Linked DNA regions of Homo sapiens: region 2 is linked to region 1. A link is a contact called in ENCODE Hi-C data. All regions are on one chromosome and are shown on one strand. The core of a region is the stretch at or near the end of the contact, and the rest is flanking DNA. Distances in the headings are between cores, read along the strand shown. Region 1 overlaps SLC22A5 (solute carrier family 22 member 5). Region 2 holds the start of P4HA2-AS1 (P4HA2 antisense RNA 1).

Region 1 (4,199 bases), core at 938-3,437:
CAATAAAAAGAGTATGTGCATGAGTCCCCAGGAAATCCAGAGCAGGGAGGAGAGCCTGGGTGAACACAAAAGTGGGTGACTCATCACAGGCTTGCATGTCTGTGGTGCAGGCTACATGCTGCTCCTGTCTTGAGGCCAACTCAGGGAATGGTGAACTGCCTGGAGGGATCCTGGGCCATTCCTTGGAAGCGGGTGACTCATAGCACTCCCTCAGTAGGCACAGTGGCTGACTGCCTCAAAGCTGGATGAGACTAGTAATAAGGACTCTGAGATGAAGTCCGCCCTCCTCGCCCATCTTCTCACCGCTAACCCACCAGGCTCCAGAAGTCGCCTAGAATCCCAGGGTTCGGCCGCTGAGCAAAAGCTAGCGATGTGCACTTGGACATGTTTCCTCTCCCTGGTAATTCACAAATCCCTTTCTGACATACTTTGCCTCATTAGTGGGAACCTGGTAAGGACATCTAGGCTATAGCCCTGACTCCAGGACCGTTTATGGACATCCCAGGAGGAGCACATCCCACTTCCACATTTCCAGAAAGTAACTGGCAGCCTCTGCAGCCTACAGGACATGGTGTCTTCACTCAGATCCTTCTTAAAAGCCCTACCTGGCCTCCTCAGCCACTGTCGGTAACTGGGTAGGAGACGGGAACTAAATGACCCAAATTGGGCAAGGATTCATCTTAAGATCTGGAGAGATTCCCCACAAGAGTCCATATTTCCCACAACAGCCTCCACAATTGTTTTCATTCTCCTTTTCTGAGGTTCCATCCCATTAAGAATTGTGACATGCCCATTTTTTCCATCTAACACAAGACATATCCTTTTCACTCTCTGATGACATAGGCTTTGAATTTTGTCTGAGGCATGTCTGTAAACAAGAGGCCCAATGGCCACTTCAAGAAGCTTTGTCTGGAAGCCTCAGGCAGGTCTCTTTTACATACCACAGCATTATGGACATGATGGTGACCATCCGGATATTCCAGGTTCGAAGCAGATCCAGAATGTTGTGGGACTGCTGCTTCTTGGAACTTAGGTCTTGTAACTGCAGGAACAACATCATAAGTGTATGGGAAGAAGAGGTGGTCAGAGACTCAGAGCACACAATAACATACTTGAATCCCTGGCATCTTAGCTGTCTGCATCTCAGCGTCGGGGAGTGTTACGTTTCTAAGAACAGTAAGTATACTGACTGTGTTTTAGGCTGTGAAAACTTCCCTAGGCCTTGTCAGTAACAAATCAGAGTGAATGAAAATGAGGAAAAGTAAGTGACCAGTCCCTCAAGGGTACAGGAAGACAGAGGCCCAGGCTGACAGCTTCCTCACTGCACCCCCACATATTCCTGTCGGTGGCCACATTCCAAGGAGGCCTCTAAGTATTCCTCCCGAAGCCTGGCTCCCTGCCCTCTGGGTCAGAGAGAGTACCTGGCTGTGTGGTTTATTGGTCTGATATTTTTTAAAAGTTAATGTTTTGAGTCCTTATACTATGTAGTTACTGGTGTGCTTCCAGGGAAAAAGAATTCAAATAGAAAAACAGGAAAATTGACCTGAGCTTCACCCAGAGTGACTTCCTATGAAATTCAGCACAGCCAAGGCCATTAATAAACCACACGTCTAAACACACTGATGTTGCTTTCTTAAGCAAACCCAGGTTTGGAGCTTGTTTTTCCAGAGTTAGAAGTTCAACAAAAGGTCAACTTTGGACTGAAAGTATCCCCTGAAATAGCCTCATTTCCTCAAAGATGCCAGTGGGGCTTATGCATTCACCCAGATTGACCCCTCACTTAAAAGCCCCCAAAACCACCTAACTTAAAAGCCCTCTGCCACACTCCTGCCTGACCTTTGCGCACAGGACCCCTTTCTGGTGCATGCTGACAGTGGCTGCTGGGCCACCACTCACTGGGAAGTCTGCAGGGCTGGCAGTGGCCATTGGCCTCCGCTGTCTACAATAACTGTTCCCTCTTTTCCAAGCCCAACCATGCCTGCCTCTCACACTTCAGCAGGGCTGCTTGTGGCTGTTCCCACACCCAACCCCTCATCTTCCAGTCAGACCACAGACACATTCCAGAACCCCACCAGGCAGCATTTACAGCTTCTAACCTCTCATAGTCACGAGACCAAGGAAAACTGCCTGCTACAGAGATGGTAGGAGAGGGAACGGGAAGGAAAAGCAAGAACCAGGAACTAGGTAGAGCCAAGAAATGAGTCATGGTGTGTGAGAACAGGGCTGACGGGAGGGGTGGGGTAGGGGGAAGAGGTGGACATCAAAAAGGACCTGACTCCAAGATGATATGCAATAATTAACCATTGGAGGGCAGAAAGAGACTAAACACTTTTTTTTTCTTTTTAATGAATAATTGCTAATACTCAAGAGATGAAATACTTCTAACTCCAAATCTATTTGTGCTTTACATTTTACGTTTGGGGTTAGCTTTGTAAGGTGACAAGCCACCTTAGGTATAAGAAACAATGATTTTCCCAAATGCTGACTTTATGAAAGGCCTATTACTCAAAAAGAGTATTTATTGTTAGAAGTAATGGTTAAAATATATGATTGCCTAGAAAGGAAGTAAAAAATGAAAATCTGAAACCCGTGGTGAAAAGAGTGAGGCAGCTGTAACCTATTCCTCAACTTCTGAGTGTTAACAGGGCCCGTGTGGGGGTGGGGAGTGGGGGGATGGGGGGAATGGGCAGTTGGGGCTTGGGCGGAGAGAGGGCTGGGCTGCTGTGAGCAGGGAGGACTTCAGGGCTGGGTGCTGCTGCTCTCAAATCACGGTCAGTCTGTCCCTCTCACCCACACCCACATGGTGCTTACCTCACTCGGGTCAAAGATAGTGGAAGGCACAACAATCCCATTGGCTTTGGCAGCCTTGCGGATGATCACCTCTGCCTCTTCAAATCGTCCCTGAGAGATGAGCCATCGGGGGGACTCAGGGATGAACCTGGCAGTACAAGGTCCAATCTCAGTGAGGCCTCCCTGCCAACAGCAGACCCACAGACCAGGTAGAGCACAGCCATAGGTGGGAATAAGGTTGCAGAACCAGAGCTTGTGGAATGTTTGGTGATCACAAGCCAGAAGCAAAGAGCTGATCCACACGCAGCAATAACCTGGGGTGGATGAGCTTATGTGTACCCCACACCGCACAAAAATGGGAGAGCCCTGCACCCCCTGACGGCATCCCCATGCTGGCTGGCCACCTCCATTTCTGAAGAGCAGTGTTGCCATCTGCTGGGCTGAGGAGATGGGTGCAAGATGGGCTCCGGAAGCCTGGCTTCTGTGCATGTCTATGTCAGCCCAGGCCCTGCTACACTCTCCTCCCTGTCCCCGGCACCAACAGAAGCTTCTGCACTGGCCTTTTAGCTTCTCTTCTCTCCTCACCCTACCCCTGATTTATCCAACAGATTAGTCAGATACTCTACCTAAAATAGCATGTTTGGCCAGGTGCAGTGGTTCACTCCTATAATCCCAGCACTTTAGGAGGCCAAGGCCGGTGGATCATTTGAGGCTAGGAGTTCCAGACCAGCCTGGCCAACGCAGTGAAACCCGTCTCTCCAAAGAAATACAAAAAAAATTAGCCAAGTGTGGTGGCAGGCACCTGTAGTCCCAGCTACTCGGGAGGCTGAGACATGAGAATCGCTTGAACTGGGGAGGCGGAGGTTGCAGTAAGTGGAAATCACGCCACTGCACTACAGCCTGGGCAACAGAGACTTTGTCTGAGAAAAAAAAAAGAAAAAAAAAGAAAAGAAAAAGAAAAGAAAAAAAGGAAAAAAATTAGCATGTTTATCAAGGCACTTGAGTGCTCTATGGATATTATTTTCCACCTTGCTGGGACCAGGTAGCCGCCCCCCACCCTCGGTCATGACTGGGCCCCATGATGTGCGGCTTACTCTCCCACTATGCCCTGAAATGCTCTCTGCTCCACTTGGGCTGGTGATCTCACCTTCTCCACCTGCAAGGGGTGATTCCCACCTTAGCACCTCTGCAGTGTTCCCCTCTTGGTCTGGAATGGCCTCTTCTCTGCCTGTTCAACTCCTCTACCTTGGTGGTGCAGAAGGAGCCTGGCTTCCTCCATGTGGCTACCCTGAGGACTCTTGCTTTTGGTGCCAGTGCCTGTGGCATGAGGCTTCAGCAGCACACAGCCAGAACTAGGGCCTACACTGTCCTGCCCTGAGGCTTGGGAACTTCCTACAGGGCATGCTGGA
Region 2 (4,199 bases), core at 732-3,231, 200 kb after region 1:
TTTTTCCACTTCAGAAATTTGAGAGATGATCATTTAGTTTATATTCACTATCTCCCATGGTACCTCCCCCTGCCTTTGCCATTTTTTGATAGTTATATTTTGTATAGTCCTCTCTTGTTTGCCTGGCAACATAAATTTTTTTGTTTGGTTAAAACTAAGATGGTGAGATGAAGATCTAAACTAGAATTTTACCAAACAAATGATCACTATTGTCTAGCCAAGTTGACACATAGAATTAAGTATCATATACCCTTTTGTCTCCCAACTGCCGGTCAGTTATGCTTTGGACATTATTTTAGTAGCCATAGTAAGTTGCTTCTAAAAGTGAAAAACACAAATGTTATGTTTCTTAATTTCGTTGAATTAGTCACTATAATGTTGATGTAGCTAATCATAAAAAGGAATTTGTGTCTTATTTGTCTAATAGAATTCAAAATGAATTTATAATGTATATAATTTGATAGGGCTACAATAACAAAATACCACACACTGGGTGGATCAAACAAAAGGAATTTGTTTTCTTACTGTTCCAGAGGCTAGAAGTCTAGGATCAAGGTGTCAACAGGTTGTGTTTCTTCTGAGGCCTCACTGCCTGGCTTGGTCTGTGTGTTGTCTATGTCACCTCTTGGTCTATGTGTTGTCTATGTCATATCGGATTAAAGCCTGCACATATGAACTCATTTTACTTTAATTATGTCTTTAATGCCCTGTTGCCAAATACAGTCACATATTGGGTTAGGACTTTAGCATATGAATTTTGGGAGAACACATAAAACTACTAGGAAATCATGTTAGATCTGATATACTATTGAGACTAAAGCAAAATACTTTTCCTTACTCTTTGTACATCAGATATAGCCCATCATGAACAAATGTATCTGATTATTAAGTATGTTTGCATAAGAATAATGTCATAACACTAGAAGTTTTTTATTTTGAGAAAAGAGATATAGGCTCTTATGAAATTATTAATAAATTGAAAAAAGATATTGACATAAAATATCTTTGAGGCCATGGATATAATTGGACAAATACAGCAGGTGTGTATATAAGGGTGGAAAAGCCATTATTTTCCCCCAAAATGGTTATGCCAAATAAGTTCATAATCTGTGCAAAAATGCTGCTTCTATGAATTAAAATATAACCTTTTTAGTGTGTACAAATGATACATAATCTTTTATGAATTCATTGAGCAGTGGAATGTTATGCTTGTTCTAAAAACTACATTAAAAACAAATCCTGAGAGGCATCAAAGTCAAATATGATCAAGGTACTTTACACAAAGATGTTTGTCAAATATTAAAAGAACATAAAATGACAAAATACAATATCCTGAAATAGGAACCATCTTTGTGTGAACAGATTACAAATTTTCATGTAACTTGTCTATGTGGCATGGCATTTTGAACTAAATATAGTAGAAAAAGGTTTATGAAAAAAAAGACTATATACAAAGCTGCATGCTTAAGAAAAGGCCTATTCGTTTGCTTATAACAAATGAGAGAAAGTAACTTAAAGTTATGTTTCGTTAATGTAAAACTTTAAAAGAGATATAAATATACTTAAAGAAAAATCAGAAATATACAAATTACTGAATGAGTATATCAATTATTGTGGGAAAAGTGTTCGTCGAATAGAAATTAAAGAGATTACAGATGTCCTAGAGATGGAGATATGAAAAATCAAATGAAGTATTTTTGTATTTTTACTTGGAGAAATTTTCTACGAATACATCTGATTAACAAAAAGCAGCCATGGCCTTGACTTACCTCTTAAATAGTCCAATGATTTATATCCTGTGGCAATTTCATCTGAAATAGTGGTAAATAGCATGCAATATCAATAGTTTGCATGAACAAATGTGACCCTGAAAGAGCCAGTCCTTCAAGATGGATCTTAAGTGGCTGAGTGGGCCTAAATTTAAAGCAGAGCCAAGAAGCCATTTGGTGACTAGAGGCCACACACCTATTTTGAGTTCCCTGAAAACCCACACCTCTTTAACTTTGGAACTTTCAGAGCTCACCTGAACCAGCCAATCAGAGCCCACCTCCCTTGCTGCTCAGTTGTATCAACCAATCAGAACTGTGTTTCCATCTCATTTGTATCAGTGCACCTGATTGGGAACCAGGGCAGGAACTTTTGCTATAAAGCTAGAACCCTTCCTTTGTTCTTTGGACCGCACCTTCCTTTTACATTGAAGGCTGTGTTGGACTCCCTAGTTTGCAAACTATTCACTGGAATAAAGTCTCTTTCTTCCAGGGAACTTTTGTTCACATTTGTAATATAAAATCATGATGTTTGTATCCTCTAAAACGGATTTGCAAATTTTTCTTCGGGCAGCCTTACCCAAATTTCAAAATGGTCCTGATAATTTTTTTAAAACAATACCAGTCACAGTGTGATATAGTTTGGATCTGTGTCCCCACCAAATCTCATGTCAAATTGTAATCTTCAGTGTTGGTCATGGGCCTGGTAGTCGGTGATTAGATCATATAATGGAGGCGGTCCTTCATGAATGGTTTAGCACCATTCCCTTGGTGCTGTTCTCTTGATAGTGAGTTATTGTGAGATCCGGTTGTTTAAAAGTGTGTATACACTTTGGGAGGCTGAGGCGGGCGGATTGCTTTGAGCTCAGGAGTTCAAGACCAGCCTAGGCAATATGGTGAAACCTCATCCCTACAAAAACTACAAAAATTAACTGGGCATAGTGGCTCACTCCTGTAGTCCCAGCTACTCAGGAGGCTGAGGTTGGAGAATTGCCTGAGCCCGGGAAGTGGAGGCTGCAGTGAGCCAAGACTGTGTCACTGCACACCAGCCTGGGTGACAGAGACCTGTCTCAAAAAGAAAATGTAGCACCTCCTCTCTCTCTCTCTCTCTGTCTCTCTCACTGTCTCGTTCTCTTGCTCTTGCTCCTTCTCCAGCCATGTAAGATGTGCTTGCTTCCCCTTTGCCTTTAGCCATGATTCATAGTTTCCTGAGGCCTCTCCAGAAATGGAAGCCACTACACTTCCTGTACAGCCTGTAGAACCATGAGCCAATAAACCTCTTTTCTTTATAAATTACCCATTTTCAGGTATTTCTTTATGGCAATGCAAGAACAGACCAATGCACCATGGTATCCTGCAAAATCCTGAAGTTAATTAAGAATTATTTAAGAGGCGCGGTGGCTCACGCCTGTAATCCCAGCACTTTGGGAGGGTGAGGTGGGCGGATCAGGAGGTCAGGAGATTGAGACCATCCTGGCTAACGCGGTGAAACCCCGTCTCTACTGAAAATACAAAAAATTAGCCGGGCGTAGTGGCGGGCGCCTGTAGTCCCAGCTGCTTGGGAGGCTGAGGCAGGAGAATGGCGTGAACCCGGGAGGTGGAGCTTGCAGTGAGCCGAGATTGCGCCACTGCACTCCAGCCTGGGCGACAGAGCGAGACTCCGTCTAAAAAAAAGAACATTATTTAAGATCGTCACTTAAGAAGAGTAGATTTTGACAATTTTATTGATCAGTTTACTTCCATTAAAGTCATTGGTATAAAATATTTAAACTTAATATGAGTTTTAATATACCAACTTTCAATATTGTCAACCAATTTAATGTGTAAAAATTAACAAAAACACGAAAACGTACGTAAGAAGCATACGTTTTTCATTTTGCCTCAGGCTTCAATATAGTTTGGCACAGCACTGCTCTTAAGTTTCCAAACTTGGCATTTTGACTCCAATATTAGATTTGCCAGATTCAGCAAATGAAAATACAAGTAACACCCAGTTTAACTTTAGATAAATAACACATAATTTTTGCATAGGATATATGCATACTAAAAAGTTTGTTGCTTATCTGAAATTTAACTGGGCATTTTGTATAATATCTGGTAATTCTAAAAATAATTATCTTACATGGTTGAAAAAGCTGCCTGCTTCTTAGTACAATGTAACTGTTGCACCAACACCGTCTTGCCTGTTTGATTGCTGGTTATGTGGATGACTGAAGCGCACACACGGGAAGTCATATGGCTTCTGTGTCACACTGTCCAGCCTGTAGGTATGTCCAGTCCTTACCAGGTCTAGAAGAACACAGCAGCCTCACTCCATCCGAGGGCAGAGGAGCGAGCATATTCCCCACTGCCATGACCCTCTCCCCAGCTCCCTCTGCTTCAGTCACACTGACGGCCCCAGTACATTCGTGCTTGTTGGTCCTTCTGCCTGGA

What was found. Hi-C counts contacts between places; a loop is a spot of excess contacts on that map. Pooled maps may share reads with other maps.
Region 2: a map of PC-3 shows a loop between it and region 1 (5-fold over the local background). The contact joins the promoter of P4HA2-AS1 here to the enhancer-like site in region 1. A Hi-C loop is called at or near these places in 16 of 168 maps with a recorded cell type or tissue (GM12878, HCT116, IMR-90 and 11 more), 2 of 37 single-sample maps with no recorded cell type and 13 of 50 pooled maps.

Annotation. Positions count from the first base shown.
Region 1 is chr5:132,385,764-132,389,962 of GRCh38, reverse strand. SLC22A5 (solute carrier family 22 member 5) reads right to left here. Exons shown (of 10, transcript NM_003060.4): 5 at 2,812-2,938; 6 at 942-1,042. Among named protein-coding and RNA genes, the nearest start is that of MIR3936HG, 18 kb to the right of the region's middle. RefSeq lists enhancers at 3,123-3,332, 3,473-3,522, 4,016-4,199. Within about 2 kb of position 2,187, at least 28 of the 41 ENCODE cell types and tissues checked have a DNase peak (open chromatin) inside an H3K27ac peak, as active enhancers do; they include HCT116, IMR-90, PC-3 and 4 more, where a contact is called at or near this core.
Region 2 is chr5:132,182,658-132,186,856 of GRCh38, reverse strand. P4HA2-AS1 (P4HA2 antisense RNA 1) reads right to left here and starts at 1,981. Exons shown (of 3, transcript NR_047470.1): 1 at 1,770-1,981. RefSeq lists an enhancer at 1,818-2,319.